Linked DNA regions of Mus musculus: region 1 is linked to region 2. The links are chromatin loops, found by intact Hi-C in ENCODE. Cell type or tissue: left cerebral cortex. All regions are shown on one strand. Links, peaks and the distances in the headings refer to the core of each region. The heading gives the core; the rest is flanking DNA.

Evidence for each region. Peaks named below come from ENCODE experiments on the same cell type or tissue, not always from the same donor. Only the 100,000 strongest peaks of a DNase experiment are listed, where the experiment ranks them.
Region 1: it touches region 2 in a loop (5-fold over the local background); 2 of 42 quality-filtered maps call a loop at or near these places.

What each region holds. Positions count from the first base shown.
Region 1 is chr2:143,541,180-143,549,514 of GRCm38, forward strand. Pcsk2 (proprotein convertase subtilisin/kexin type 2) reads left to right here and starts at 4,954. Exons shown (of 12, transcript NM_008792.4): 1 at 4,954-5,485. The coding sequence starts at 5,312. Pcsk2os1 (proprotein convertase subtilisin/kexin type 2, opposite strand 1) reads right to left here and starts at 6,658. Exons shown (of 3, transcript NR_040354.1): 1 at 5,226-6,658; 2 at 1,032-1,184. In left cerebral cortex, for the core only: CTCF peaks have their summits at 4,633 and 4,913; DNase peaks (open chromatin) are centred at 4,430, 4,721, 4,969, 5,324 and 3 more places; H3K4me3 peaks cover 4,105 bases; H3K27ac peaks cover 3,768 bases.
Region 2 is chr2:143,467,671-143,476,005 of GRCm38, forward strand. All of the region lies in intron 2 of Gm33599 (a long non-coding RNA gene), which reads right to left. Among named protein-coding and RNA genes, the nearest start is that of Gm33599, 15 kb to the right of the region's middle. In left cerebral cortex, for the core only: no CTCF peak of the experiment used is centred there; DNase peaks (open chromatin) are centred at 1,261, 3,982 and 4,315.

The DNA of each region.
Region 1 (8,335 bases), core at 145-8,144, 73 kb after region 2:
CATGTTTCTAATTTTCCAAAGAAGATTAAAAGAAACCTTGGTCCTCATTGTTTAGCTCCTTCAAATACTATCAAAATAATAGGAGCTAAAATAGAAGAAACAAATTTTTCAACACTTTGGAAAATAAGAAAGCAAGTACCTTTGTTTCTGAAGAGTTGATTAGTCTGAGTTAATCTGAGGATTTGTTGATGAAGTTGCAAAGAAAACACCACCTAACATTCTCTGGACTGACTGCTTTCCCGACAGTAAAATGCTTGGTAAATTGCCATGCGTTCACCCCACTGTATTAATTTAAGATGACTTAGAAAACAAACGCCATCTGAAGATTCTCAGCTTAAGGAAAAATAGACTTAGATCACTTAAGGAAAAACACATTAAATTGGTAAAAAGATATAGGAATTTGAGAGAAGAGCACCCACATGCCAGTAATGTGTAGGCATGAGTATAACCTGCGCATGTGAGTTAAATGTATCAAGAGCCTGAATCTTATACCACAGCAAGTGCAAAAGGATCCACGCCACACCATGGAAAAGTGTGGTGCAAGCGTTAACTGGGAGAGGGACATGGGTGATCAGAATGTGGCAGAAACATAGAGAGGAGATAACTGTTTGTGGAAATCTTGAGAATGGGTATGTGTAGCAAAACAGGAAGGACGGAGATGACAGGATGATGGGATGAATCTACCAGCAAGACACAATAGCACAGTATGTTCACAGAAAGGCCATGCTACCAAGTGAGGTGGTGTTGCTGCATTTGAAGTGTCAAATGAACACCACAAAAATGGCAACACACTTTGGTTTGATAAGATTGTGTATTTTTTTTTAAATCGGTTATTTTTTTTTAGCCCAGATTAGCCTTCAAACTCACAATTCTCCTGCCTCCAATCCCAACTGCTGAGATTAAAGATATACACCTTCTGTCTAGATTCAGTCAGGACTCTATTTAAATTATGACTTTAAGACATTCATATCTATTTCCCCCCTGGTTCCACTACAGTCTATGTAAGAAAAAATGACAGCAAAATTAGATACCTTCTGCGGTGGTTCAAACAATATGCACAGGTCCAGAAGTTCCTCCTATGGATGACTATGGTTTGCCCTGTTCCCCGTCTCTGACATAGCAGATTTTCCTCGACTTGATAGTGTGTGGATCTGAATTCTTCTTCCTAGAGAGTCTGAATACACCTGGATGGAAAAATCACAATCTTGTCCCAGGTAGTTTTTATTCTTGTAAATGTGAGTGTGTGTGTGTGTGAGTGTGTGTGTGTGTGTGTGTGTGTGTGTGTGTGTGTGTGTGTGTGAGTGTGTGTGTGTGTGTGTGTGTGTGTGTGTGTGTGTGTGTGTGTTTATGAAACGGAAATATTCTGATCATTGTAAAATATCTTCAACAAGATATTTGGGGTTGGTGACACATATTAGCACCAACCTATGTTGTTGCTACAGCTATAACAGAAAATAAAATAAAAGACTCAAAGATCTTAATGGTTTTCATATCTGATACTGACTATTAACACTTGTCAGCTATTTCCTCAAGTCCACCAGCTTAGGTGCATGTAAGAAGGGTTGGAGGAGGTTTGTGAACAGTGATCTCTTAGCCATGGCAATGCTGTCAACACCTCTGGAGCTGAAAATGCTTTATACCACACTATGGGCTTTAGCATCTCTGAAAGCACAGTTCAGGATCTAAGGATGCCTAAACTCACTGTTTCCACAGGTGGAGCAATACGGGTTTACAGAGATTCTATGGTTTGGCCAAGTGGCCACTGTTGACAGGCACAGCAGAACTTGCAGTGGTTTCTGCGTCAGTCCTTAGACCCACTAATGCTACCTCTTTGTCTCCTTCTCTCTCCAGCTGGCTTTCTCTGTCTAAGTCTACTGATATTAGAAAAGAGTTTGGGTAATAATACTTCTCTAGGAGAGCAAATTTGTGCACGCTGAAGGTGTATTTACATTTCAAATACCAATCAAATATTTCAATGTATTTCCTCTACTGGCTTATAGTAAGTACTTAAGTGTATTAAAAATTTAGCCTTTGCATCACAAAAGTTCTGTTTTAATTCTTCTGTGCTGACAGTATTGTGATAAATTATACACTACATGAACTACTCCAGACTTCAGGGCATCGGAATGCTGGCTCAGCGGCTAAGAGCACTTATTGCTCTTATAGAGGACCCAGTTCCCATTCCTAGCACCCACATCATAGCTCACAATTGTAACTCCAGTTCTAGAGGGTCTAATGCCTTCTCCCTGACCTCAGAAGGCAGTAGGTACACACATGGTTTACATACATGCACAAAGGCAAGAAACTCAAATACTCAAATGTAATTTTTTGTTGTTGATTTTTTGTTTTTTGTTTTTTTTTTTTTGTTTTTTGGGTTTTTTTGTTTTTATTTTTGTTTTGTTTTTTTTTTTACAAAAGACAACAAACTTCAATCAGTTATCAGGTTTTATTCAAACTGTATCTGGTTTTATAGCTTTAGTTATTTAAAATATAGACTTGCATCTTAATTCACTTGTCTGTTTGCTGTAACAAACTACCTCAAACTGTATGAATAATGAAAAGATTTCTCCCAGTTTGGGATATTAAGAAGTCCAAAAGCATGACATTAGTACCTGGCCAGTCTTCTTGCTTTTCACCCTGTCATGATAGAGAGCATCCCTTAAGAAGATAATAAAAGCTACTCAGGAAAAGTTTGCTTGTGTGCTAGAGTCACTTCCTCTCTCACTAAATAACTCATTAATCTACAACTGAAGTAGCCCACTCATGAGGGCAGAATCCTCATTATCCAGCTACCTCAACAGCCCCACCACCTCCCACCACTGCCACCAAGAGAATCAAATTTCAATAAGATTTCCAGGTGAGATTAACCATGGTGGTAGATTGAGCACACACTGGCATTTCATCCTTGGAGTTTATTTAGGAAATGAAGCATTGCTCAGTGGTTCCAGAGAAATTAATACGTAGTCTAAACAGATGGTAATTTCAGAGAGATTTAGATACATTAGCACTGCTATTTCCCAGCACCTATAATCTTCCAAATTGACTTATTTGATGCTCTTCAGATCTGTTTTCTAAAGGCTTGGATTTGTATCTCTGTGGCTGCTTTTGAAATGTTCTCTCCAGTGGTGAATTACCTAATGCAACGCTCACATTTGGTGCTATTTTTCTCAAATGACAATACAGAACAGGAGGGACCATGTGGTTATTGCTTCACACTAAACCAGTACTTTGGCTCAAAACGTGGATGAACTGTAAGGAAGACAAAAGTAGAGGAAAAGTTGAAGGCCTCTGGGTAAGGAATCCTTGTGCTATAGCCCGATCTGGGTGATGTGGTACAACATAGTGATAATAAGAAAGCATTCCTGGCAGAAATGAGCTAATGTGTGCAGCTCCAAGCCGAGGCTTCCAGGCTGATCTGTTAGTTCATTAATAATTTTCTAAAACCCTTGCTTCCATTCTGGAATCCTCGCTACCAAACCTCCCCATTGCCTTTCCTGGTTGTCTTAAAGGAATTCAATCAAAATTGAAGATGTGGTATGCTGAAGACTACAGCTGGATAGAACCCATCCGCAGAGCTTGCTTATACTTCTCTAGCAATGCTGGGGAGTAGCTAAGTCAGTGAAGACGATGTGCCTTGTACAGTAAGCATTCTCCTGTCCACCATTCCTGTGTCTCCTGTATACACTGTGATTTTGTGCTAAGGAGGAGAGTGGGGTGGGTGTAGCTGGGTGTGGTGTCAAGTCAAGTAAGTCTCTCTCTCTCTCTCTCTCTCTCTCTCTCTTTCCCTTTTCTTCCGCTCTTTCCCATGAAAAAGCATCTTCCTGACTATCCAATTTATAACAGGACTTTTTTTTTAAACTTTGGTGTTAAATGGTAAAAAAACGATGTAAATATACTCCATAACAGCTAATATTTACATTACTTAGAGCAATGGTTCTCAGTTCCTTACAGCAGACTGGATCTACTTCCTTACACTAGAGCAAGAAGGGGAAGTCAGACCTCAGCAGTTAACTGGACCTGGACAACAGCTGCCCCCTGCCTACTCAGCCTAAATTATCATGCAGCCAGACTCTTAGCAGGAATCCTGACCTACGCCTGGGATGGATGACTATACCTCCTTAAACTCTGACATTCTTGGTCCTGATGCAGCCCCAAACCCAGAGTCTAAGAATCTGTCTCCCAGCATAAGCATCACGTCTCCCTTGGCAGTCTTGGGATGCAGGTGCAGCGCTGACTCTAGAGGAGTCTCTAATAGCCATCGCAGGTGGGGGGAGGGCAGTCCGGACTCCCGCTGGACTGCCAGATGTTTAGTTTCTGGCCTCCTTGGAGCACCGGGAAAAGAACAGAGAAAAAGCTCCTTCCTGCCCCCATGAGTCACCTCTAGAAGGATGCTCTTCCCAGCCTGGGATTTGCCCAAAGTGGAGGGGGCGGGAAGGATCAAATTTGCTTTGTTATTGGGAGAATGGGAGAGGTGTGGAGAGGGAAAGAGAGGAGAAAGAAGTGAGAGGAGGGAAGACAGGGGAAGGGAAGAGAGAAAAGAGAGGAGAGTTGTTTTGTAGCTCAGACTAGCAAAGAAGAGCAACAGGGAGCGGCCGGCCGGCCGGGGGCCCCCCCGCTCCCCTCGGGGCCTCTGAAGCGGCACGCACCGTAATTCCCTGCCCGGAGCTGTGCAGATTTCCACAAACAATGACATCACCGGGCGCCGGCAGTGGGTGGCAGCGGGGGGGATTTTCCTGGGCGCGCAGCGGTCGGGCGGAGCAAAGCCGCTCCGAGCTGGCGGGGGCGCGGGCTCGCGGCGCCCCCGGGGACCCGGGCAGCCAGCTGGGCAGGGGAGGGCGGGGGCGGGCGGGGGCGGGCTCGGGGCGGCCCGGGGCGGGGCCCGCCGATCCTCTGGCCTCCATTGGCCGCTGGCGGGCGCGCGTCACCCGGGCTGGCGCTCGCCTCCAGCCCTCTAGAATTGGAGCCGAGGAGGAGCTGAAAATGCAGATTTAGCATCAAGCACAGACACACACTAGCTCTTTCTCTCGGGTACACACAGCTCCGCACATTCGCACCCCTGCCAGCCAGCCGGGCTGCGCGACTCCCCGGCTTCCCTGGCAGCCAGCTGCTGGTGGACAGCGTACAGATTTGCTGTTTGCCAAGCTTCTTTTCTGCCTCTTTTGCTATACAAAGATTTTTTTTTTTAAAAAAAAAAAAAAAGAAAAACAGAAACAAAAACTACATACCTATTTTTTATTTGCATCTTCCCTCTTCGTCCCCTGCTCCACCACCCTGCGCGCCTCACAGCCCCACTTTTCACTCCCAAAGAAGGATGGAGGGCGGTTGTGGATCCCAGTGGAAGGCGGCCGGGTTCCTCTTCTGTGTGATGGTTTTTGCGTCTGCCGAGAGACCCGTCTTCACGAATCATTTTCTTGTGGAGTTGCATAAAGACGGAGAGGAAGAGGCTCGCCAAGTTGCAGCAGAACACGGCTTTGGAGTCCGAAAGGTAAGATTTTTTTTCCATACATTTCACATGTTGTTTCCAGAGGAGGGACAGCCTTGCGCAATCTCGTTGCAGATTTGCAAGTTTTCTGTCTTTTTATGCTATGCAGCTATTCTGCCATCGGTTCTCAAACACGACATTGCCTCCGGTGATCTTTCATGGGTTATGTAATTAAAATGTCCTTCATCTGTATTAGAAAGGTCAGAGAAATAATTTGTTGGTGTTTGACTTGGTGGGGGCAAAATAAGACCGCACCTTACAAAGGATGCTGTGCGCCCCGGCTGCTGTCCGAGGTACCAAGTTCTCCAGGCTGCCTAGGGACAGAGGGATAGAGTCCAGAGCAGCTGGGCTTACGTCGACTGCTTTGCCAGGGAAGTCTCCCAGCCCCCCACGCCCCGGAGAAAGAATAGTTTCCCACCGACATGGCTCAAAGATCGAGCGTTGCAGTTCACCTCAGTTTTCCGACCCACGCCTAAGGACTTCCCTCCCAGCGACTTTCAGTCCCTGCTTTTTTCCCCAGTGGACAAGAGCTTTCTGACTTGGAAACAAGGACGGAGTTCTCTGTCCAAAACGAGTGCTGAACTTGTGCGCTTTGGCTCCTGCCCACGACCTCCCACTCCAGAAGCGCACTCCTGTTTGGAGAGTTCTTAATTTGCTTCTTTAGGACACCTCGCTGCCAAGAGAGATGGATTCTGAGGGGGATTCCCCCCGGAAAAGTCGAGGTGTCCTCTCCTGATGTGTGGGCAGCCAGCGCGGTTTTCCCCAGAGAGCACGGGGATCCCCATTCCAAGAAGTTGTCCAAGTTGAACTGTTTGGATAAGATTTCGAGCTTTGGGTGCCTCTGGCAACCTCTGGATAAGTTAGGGTACTCGTCCTGCGGGGAACAGAGGAGAATAATTCATTTGGCGGGGAGCATGCCTGACCTGCTCTTCCTGCGAAATATCTGTATCCCAGATCTGGAGTGTCCTTAGGGGACCTGGCACCGCTAGGGGAGAGTGAGGATGCAAGGAGAAGCCAGTCTGAGGGGAATGGAAGGTCAAAGGATGCAGCTTGGTACCCGTGGGCTGTCCCCTCCCTCCTGATCCCACAAGAAAAGAGGCTTGAGAGAGCATTGGGTTCCCTCCCTAGAAGGGCAACACAGGCTGGTCTCCTCTGTCAGAACTTCCTATGTCTCTTGCCGAGTTCCCAGCTACTAGGATGACTCCTTCAGGAGCGCAGGGCTCTCCCGCCTACACTCACCAGCGGCGCGGCGGGCGCGTATTCTACCTCAGCTGTGTTTGGCAGCGAGTTTCACAGAGGTCCTGGAAGAAGCGCAGGTCTGCGGGTGGCGCGCGGGCGGGTCTCACACACCTAGAACTAGTTGCTCCCGAGAAGAGAAGTGTGGGTGGAGCAGGGGAAACCAGGTTCCTGTTGATAGAACAGTCTCCTGGCCTCCTGGCCCACGGAGACTTCTTTCAAACGACATTCAACCCTGAAACAAGCTGATACCCCACCTAACCCCGCTCCGCCCTCCTCCCCCCATTGGCAAAATCCAGCGTCCTAGCGGCATTGGCAATGAGTGATTATAGTTAGCTGATATCTGACTGTGAGATCTTGCATACTTTCCCTTTTGAAAAAAAAAAGATTTATCTCATCGTGTGGGGGGGTGGTGGGGGGGGTGTAGGTTGGAACTGGGATTACCGAAGGTTGTGAACTGCTCCGTGTGAGCACCTGTATGCACCCTTAACCCATGAGTTCTCTTTCCAGCCTGCTTAGATGCATTCGTATTTAATATCAACAGCTGCAAGAATGCTTCTGTTATTAGAAAACCCTTGCTAGGTGTTGACAGGGCTTTATGGCTGGGCTACCCTACGAAGGGAAGAGGCAGCAAGATCTTTAATTCTTCTATACCTGTGTAACCCTACCTGTGGGTACCTTCTGTGTCAGCCCTTTCTGACAAGGAAGGAAACCCATCTGCTGCAATGGTTTTCCATCTCCTTTTTCTTTCCCCCTGGAAAACACATTCTTGAGATCTGATGCTAAAAACCTAATGAAAGGTAGGTGTAACTGAGCCTGATAATGGCTAACCCTGTCAATTTTTCAATATATTTTTTTTTCCTAATGGGAATGAATAACTCAGTGAGTGCTTAACGGTTGTGATGGTGAGATTGAAGCCAGGAAATATAAAGGTAATCTTATGGTTTATCAGCAATTTGGTTCGACTTTGAACAGAAAGACACATATACTTTGGGGTTAACTATTTCTCCTCATTCCATTCTTTCTTGGAGAGGAGGTCACTGACTGATTTTGTATTGCAATATCAAGCTGCAATCCTCAGCTATGAAGAACAGGCTTTCGATTTGGTGTCTCCTTTTTCCTCTCCTTGTCCTCTCAGATAGTACCTCCTAACCAAATCCTAGTCTTTTGCCCTGATACGTATTCAAAGGCTAACCCATGTATGACAAGGTACTTGTGCCTGAAGAAGCTTTGTGGTGCAATGCCCAGAGAGCATTGAGCCCTCCAATGAGCCTTTTTTTTTCCTTCTTTGAAGGATCACATGCTGTTGATCCTTCAAGACCTGGACCTAAATCTTGCCTGATGCTACAGCCATAAAGAGCTTCCCTTCTCCCAGCTGCCCACAAGGCAGGAACAGCCACTGCCCTCTGTCCTACCCTCAGTCACTCATGGGAACCTAAGTATTCAGAGCCAATGTCCTCTGTATTCCTGGCTTCTTTGCCTTATCCAGTCAACTGCTGTGCTTGACGGCCCTTAATGTATTCGTATGACTGTTTCCCAGGCACTGTCCTCTCTTGGTCTCTTTGCACTGCTCTATACTTGTCCCAACTTCTTATCCTGAATTTTGTACTTTAAACC
Region 2 (8,335 bases), core at 267-8,266:
CCCACTGTGGCCCAAATACATCAATAAACTTCTAGAGTTGATAGAGATGTTAAAAATAAAGTGGAAAGTAAAGACACTTTCAAAGCAAAGAAAGATATGGTTTGAAAGTTCAAAAGCATCACCGTGACCTTCATGCAAAAGGAAAGTAACAGAAAGCGACATTGTTCATGAACTCACTCACATGTTATAACAATACTATATGCCATGGAGGACCACCAAGGCAGAAGAAGACAAGAAAACCATTATGGAGAAGTCCCAGCAGAGACTCACATGTTAAAGGATGTATGGAGTTAACAGAAATCCTCCAGGTTATCTGTTTCTATAACCACTTTTGGCTGTGACATTTAATTAAAACCAGAAGAGGGAGAGAGAAGCGTGCCAGCAGCGGGAGAGGAAGCAGTGTCTTCCTAAAGTTCATCTCAACGTGACCATGGAGATGTCCTCACTGCTCAAGATGAATGCCACTGAAGGGCTTACGCTTCCATAGCCGAAGCTGTCTCAGGGGATAGATCCTGTGGTGTTATTTCAGGCCTGGAATGGCTTTCTCAGCTTCTCTTTCTTAATTTGCTAGAGACTAATCCAGAAAAAAAAAATAATTAGAGTTGCTTCAATAATGTCTTTGCTTTACCACTTTCAATTAAGGACAAGAATAGAAGGGAAGAATAGAACGCACAACAGCGAAGCGCTGGTTTTTATGTCGCTGTTCCTCCATGCAAGCTTGCACAATATTTTCTTGGCTATTTTGAACTAATACGTCCTCCAGCTCTTTTATTTTGAGCTACTTCATTGGATGTGGTTAATGCATCAATTTACATGCTTAAGGTATGCAGTTTTGATACGTTCTAGAATACAACCATAGAGCAACCACATCCATTACCCAGTGTTTCCCTGCTTTTCAGAAACTCTCCCCTGGGCCCCTCCTGCTCCTCCTGAGACCCTTGTCCCAGGCAACCGTCCTCTCCTCTCTGTCACTCTGGGTTTCTTTATGTAAATGAATCTACATTGTATGTGCTCTATTTATCTGGCTTCCTTTACTCACCACAAGTTTATTTGATGCTCATCTGTATTGTGATATCTATAGGTAACACAATACTTTTTATTGCTAAGTGGTCTTAGAGTTTTCTAGACTATCAAGTCATATTGGGTGGGGGTGGGGAGATAGAGCAGTGACTCAGTGGTTAAGAGCACTAGCTGCTCTTCTAGAAATCCTGGCTGTGATTCTCAGCACCCACATGGTGACTCGCAAGAATCTGCTACTCCAGTTCTAGGGAATTTGACACTCTCTTCTGGGCCTCCATGGGCACCAGAAATGCATGTGTGCTGCTATTTTTTCAAACAAAGTTGAATAATGCCAGATCAGATACGACTGGTCATTTTAAAATATTTCTGTACTTATTCTTGTATCTTAAATATGTATCCATGAGGTAACATTTTATTTTGCCTCAGCTTCCCTCAGGATTTTTTTTTACATATTTCTTTTGTTTTTAAAATTATAATATAATGACATCATTTGTGTCTCCCCCTTTCTTCCCTTCAAACCCTCCTGTATGGGCTTCCTTGCTCTCTTCTAAATTTAAGACCTCTATTTTCATTAATTTTTGTTAAATACATACATACATACATACATACATACATACATACATACATACATACAGATGAAGATCTTGGCAGAAAAAGTGAACTTTAGGAAGAATGTCTAGTTTTCTTCTTCAAAGCAAACATGTTGAATGGACAAATGAAGACCACTTAGCAGAGAAGAGGTAAGGAGATATGCATTCATCGCATATGTATATATTCTTATGTATATCTAATATGTATATATTCTTATGTGATATATATATGATGTATATGCTTATATATCCTCACATATTACATACCTCCATATAAACCTTTTTGTGCATGCATGCACATTTGGAGCCTCCATGTGTCATTAAAATGCAAAATGCTCTTAAAGGCAGTTGTAGAGCTTTTTTTAAAAGCTAGAATGTCTGGTATATCCCACTTTGATATTTATTGTGAAGTATAAATATGACAGGGAAAAAAGAACGAATGCTTTTTTGTTGCAGAACAATTCAAAGACACGTAGTTATTTTTGCATCACACTTACTACGTTACTTTGCAAAGAGACTGTTTACCCACACAAAAAAGAAATTGATAGATTGAGCCAAGAACTAAAGGAAAAAACAAGAGTCCTGAGGTTCAGGGGAGAAACCAAGCTGAAGATCTGGGACGAGTGGAGCCTTGTGGTACAATATTTGCATAAAACATCCCAGAATTTACTTTGAGTTTACTTTGAGAAAGAACCCAGATGTCAAAGGGAAATGGTACACTGAACAAGTAAATCCATTTGTAGTGTCAACAACTCTGTAGTGATTTCAAGTCAAGATGCAGATATCTAAATTCATTAGCAAAAGAATGTTCATACTACGTTGGTGAAATTAAAATTTAACCAAATATATTATGGTGTGATCCATTTTAGTAAATAGATGCAAATGTGCTCATAAAAAGATATCTAGGGACTGGGGTGTTGCTCAATGGTAGAACACAGCTCTGTACGCATGAGGTTCAGGTTTAATCCTCAAGACCACAATAAAATCTAAAATTATAAAGATCAATATGTTAAAAGGAGTCATTTCTGCATGGTAGGATTACAGCTCAGTTTTAGTCTTTAAACTCTTCTATAGTCTCTGATTTTTTTTTACATTTGATATCTTAACGTTTTATAGTGAGACATTAAAACAAATAACGATGTTTTCACTGACATAAAATGCATTTCTCTTCCAAATCTGAGATCTTTTAATGGGCATACTTATCCGTGAGTTTACTGTTATGAAAGGCAACATGGATATTTGAGGGTATTTGAGTTTTGGTCTCAGTCTTGAATTAGGCAGTTTTGCATGTGAATGTGTGCATAACATTTTAAAACTTGCATTCACACACTTCTTTTGGTAGTAGAGAACATCCTGCAGCAAGGTGTGGAGGTCAGAGGACAACTTACAGCTTTCAGGTCTCCTTCTATCACGTGGGTCCTGCGGCTCAAACTCAGGTAGATAGACCTATCTGCCATCAGATAAGTGCCTTACCTACCATCTTGCTAGCCCATTCGTGACAAGGTTTAAAGATAATAAAGAGCTAGGTTGTTTGCATCCTCACAAGTTAATGTATATTGTTTTACACAGTGGTTATAAACTTATAGTAGGCAAATATATAGCTACAAAATTAAAGTTTATAAATATTTGCTAACACACATTTAAAAAATCCTTAATTGGTGAGCAGCATAGGTTCCTAATAGTTTGCTCATCTATATTTTATATGTGGTGTCTACAATTTCCATGAGTGTGTGTGTGGGGGGGGGTGTATTGCAGGATGCATGTTTATTTAAACAACTATCCCCATTTACCATTGTATAGCTATCCGCTTTATTTATATTAAGTCTTATGAGCTCCCAGGGATGACAATGAACTGCTGCTTCATTGCATTACAAAGAGTGGGAAGAGATGCATCTGCCTTAAAACGTGCTGTGCGTCCTCAGCTAGCGTTCTCAGGGTACCACAGAATGCGTGTGTGTGTGTGTGTGTGTGTGTGTGTGTGTGTGTGTGTCTGTGTGTGTGTGTGTGTGTGTGTGTGTGTGTGTGTGTGTGTGTGTGTGTGTGTGCAGAGCTGTGTGTCCTCAGCGAGTATTCTCAGGGTACCACAGTGTATGTGTGTGTGTGTGTGTGTGTGTGTGTGTGTGTGTGTGTGTGTGTGTGCAGAGCTGTGTGTCCTCAGTGAGTGTTCTCAGGGTACCACAGCGTGTGTGTGCACAGAGCGAATGTGGAGCAAGAATGATCTGGTGTAGCATTATCTTTTAATTGGAGTTTCTATTTCTGTCACTGTTTCATTTGCTCACATAATAGCTGAACCCACAGCAACTGGCAGAGGCATCACTGTTGATTTGGACAGTACACAAAAGGACACATGCAAAGTGTTGTGTTTGCAAAGAGACTTGGAGAGGAATTTAAAACTGCCTAGATTTTGCTTGGGGAACACATTCCATCTGAAAATAGCTAACCGCCTTTTATCCAAATGCCAGGAGTCCTTGCAACCAAGCAACACCTGAAGACTTGTCCCTCCTCAGCTTTTCTCCCCTTTCCTCTCACTTCTAGCTGAAGATTTTTTAAAATTTTTTTATGAGCTGAAAAGTATGTCTTTATACAACCAGCAAACAAGGAGAACAGAAATACTTTAAGCCCTCATATTTGTTGGGAGCTAATGACCAAAATCACGAGCCCATTAGAACATCAAATGTGAGCAAGAGACTGTGTCTTTACATAACGGAGACATTTTTTTTCTAATAAGTCTTGCCATTTGGCAGCAGTGCAGAGAGAGAAATGAAACATATTGAGCCTGTCTAGCCTAAGGAACTATATGGATAGCTGCTCTGCAGGCGTCTACATGAGCTACTGAAGAAAAGTGGCACTTTGTTCCCCAAAATTAAGTTCTGCCCTTAAGTTTGTTAGCTTTCCATTGCTATAACAAATACCCAAGACAATCACTTAATACATATTTCATTAAATTATTGGTTAGTCCTTGTAGTACATCTTGGCAAGCACATATGCTGAAAGAAAGCCGCCCACCTCACAGCTGAGGTCTCATCCGAGAATAGTGCTCCCACCAACTAAAGGTGAGCCCTAAGCTCACTGTTTCTTAACTTATTCACTGTCCATACCACTCACTGCCCCCTCCTGGTTAGCCCCTCCCACAATGCTTCCCCCACCCCCTTCCCCTTTTCCTCTGAGCAGGTCCCCCTGGGTATCTCTCCACCCTAGCACTTCAAGTCTTTGTGAGGCTAGGTGCTTCCTCTCCCACTGAGGCCAGACAAGGCAGACAAGCTAGAAGAACATATCGCATATACAGGCAACAGCTTTTGGGATAGCCCCCACTCCAGTTGTCCAGGACCCACATGAAGACTAAACTGTACATCTGCTACATGTATGTGGGGAAGCCTAGGTCCAACCCATGTATGTTCTCTGGTTGGTAGTTTAGTCTCTGAGAGCCACACTGGTTCAGGTTAGTTGGTCTTCCTGTGTAGTCCCTACCCCCTTAGGGGCTGCTATCCTTCCACCTATTCTTCCATAAGAGTCTCCAAGGTCCATCTACTGTTTGGCTGTGGGTGTCTGTATCTGAGTCAGCTGGTGGGTTGGGCCTCTCAGAGATCAGCCATGCCAGACTCCTGTCTGCAAGCATAACAGATAATCATTAATAGTTTCAGGGATTGGTGATTGCCCATGGGATGGGTTTCAAGTTGGGCTGGTTATTCATTGGCCATTCTCTCCATCACTTTTCTATCCTCAACCCCTACATTTCTTATAGCCAGGATAAATTTTGAGTCAAAAGTTTTGTGCATGGTTGGTGTCCCTTTTGTTCCACCAGGGTTCCTGCCAAGCCAGAGGAAGCAGCCTCCCCAGACTTCATATCCCCAAAGCTGTGAGTCACAGCTAGAGATACCACCATTAATTCTTCGGCACCTCCCCTATCCCAGGTCTCCATCTCTTCCTGGAGATGCCCCCTACCTCCTCCTCTCTGTCAGCTGCAGACTAATGTGCCACCACCTGCCAGTAATAACAAACCAAGTGGTTCTCAATCTTCCTAATGCTTCAGCCCTTTAATACAGTTCCGCATGCTGTGGTGAACCCCAACCATAAAAATTATTTTCCTTGATACTTTATAAATGTAAGTTTGCTACAGTTATGAATTGTAATATAAATATCTGTATTTTCCAATGGTGGCCCCCGTGAAAGGGTCATTTGACTCCAAAGGGTCAAAAGTTGAGAACCACTGCTCTAACACATGGGCATCTTAGGGGATATTTCCAGATGCAAGCTATGGCACCTTAGAAAAAGCCAATTGTGTTTGTTCCCAAACTTGCTTATGCTGGTTGCCTAATTCATGAAATTATACAAGCTCTTTAAATGTCACGTAAAACTAATGAAATATGCATGTAGAAAGGCTTCTTTTTTAATAAAACTCAGTTGTACATACTTGGGGGAAAATTTTAATGTAAGTGAATAACTTTTAAAATGCTGCTCCAAATGAAAAAAAAAAAGACTACCCAAAAAAAAAAAAAAAAAGATTCAGAAAAGTGTTAAAAGTAGAAAATTCTGAGGTCACAACCTCATCATTTCTCCTGTTGCCATTACAAGCTAGAAACTAACGTAAGAGGCTTTTCATGGAGACAAGACTGAAGGCAGTACTGTTTTTAAAGAAAATCAGAGCTCCTGTCATCCAACTTAGGAGATGGTTGCGGAGAACCACCAACCCAAGGCCAGCCTGGAGACATGGTGAGAACCTGTCTCCAAAGAAGATAAGGAATCACAGCTTCAACACAGAAGCACTCCCTGCAAGCTGCACGAAGCAGTCACGGGCCTCTGAATTCTCTGAATTAACTCACTGTTCAAGTTCTTCTTGGTCCTGTTCACAGAGACTCTTATCCAATGGTCAAAGTGTGAACAAATGGATTTGTATATTCCATGAAAAATTTTAATATGTGGACAAGTTTGAAGATTGCTATATAACATTGCTTCTCCAGTGGTACTGTATACACCTGAGAGTGTGTATTGGTGAAATACAGATGGTGTTCTCTAAGTCTGCTGGATTCCCAGTTAAAAGGGCCTAGCAAACACAGAAGTGGATGCTCACAGTCAGCTAATGGATGGATCACAGGGCTCCCAATGGAGGAGCTAGAGAAAGTACCCAAGGAGCTAAAGGGATCTGCAACCCTATAGGTGGAACAACATTATGAACTAACCAGTACCCCGGAGCTCTTGACTCTAGCTGCATATGTATCAAAAGATGGCCTAGTCGGCCATCACTGGAAAGAGAGGCGCATTGGACACGCAAACTTTATATGCCCCAGTACAGGGGAACGCCAGGGCCAAAACGGGGGAGTGGGTGGGTAGGGGAGTGGGGGTGGGTGGCTATGGGGGACTTTTGGTATAGCATTGGAAATGTAAATGAGCTAAATACCTAATAAAAAATGGAAAAGAAAAAAAAAGAAATCACATGTTTGTGACAGATGAGAAATTCAAGGATGGGCCACCTGCAGGCTGGAGACCCTGGAATGCTGAGATCACCGCTCCACCCAAGTCTGAAGGCTTTGTAATCGGGGAAACGTATCACATACCTCTGAATTCAAGCCAAAAATCTCAGAATCCAGAAAGAGGTTAACTAGTCTAGATGTTTTGGAGACCAAAGAGCCTAAACTTTTGAAGGCCAAGGCAGGAAACAAACGTGTCCTCACTAATATAGATAGGACCAGTTGGCCTTGTGTATTTGTTCTCTTTGGGCTGAATGTACCTGCCTGCATTGTGGGTAGGGTTCTGCACAACTAACAAGTCCCGAAGTGATACTGTTGGTCCAGTAAGCACACATTGAGTGACCACATCTTGAACTTCTACTCAAAGATATTCTCTGTCATCCACCTGACAGTGGGTGACTTCCTTATTCCTTCCTTTGACGTTAAAGTAGTGTGATGGCTAAGGGTCCTCTTGAACAGACTTGTACACAATCTCACATGGGTTTGAGCCAATCACTTGCTAACAGAGGCCATACGTTTGTTAGACTCACACTACTTCTCCACCTTCAACTTCAGGATCTGAAAACAGCACATGGATTGGAAGCCAGGTACCAGAGTCTGCAGAATGCTTGTTGGTAAAAAGCTTTGATATAAGTGAACGTTCACAGTACTACATGTTCAGGGGTCTGGATTGGAAGAGGACTATCGTTTCTGAGAGAGAATTGTCGCAGACACAAAGAATGACTTGAATATCAAATTCCATTTCAGAAATTGGAAATGTTGAACTCTATATAAGTCTTGAAATGACTGGACTGAACTTACTATTAAGCTTCCCATGAAGAGGTTTGCATAAGTGTGGAATTCATAAGGAGAATTGTAGCTGGACATGGTGGCATGTATCTATCATCACAGTGCTAGGGAGGCAGCAATGGCGGCAGTGATGGAGGAGGAAGAGAAGGAAGAGGAAAGAAGGAAATACATATATAAACATACTGGGCTGTTGAAGGGATAAGTCAGTGCAGTAGAGGAACCCTGGCTCCCAACACACAACCTATAGAGAGGAAAACATCGTGCCTTTGCACAACTGGAAGTATCTATCACAGCCTAAGCATTTTACCTCTGTTCACTCTTTTGCCTACTAAATGTCCTCACCAACCTTGTTCTATCACTGAAACTCCTGCAAAACTCTGTAAGAAACACAGCCACGAATTCCAAATTAAGCGATCACATAGTCCACAGCTTTCCAAACATATTTCTACAGACTATATTGTTTTGCACCTT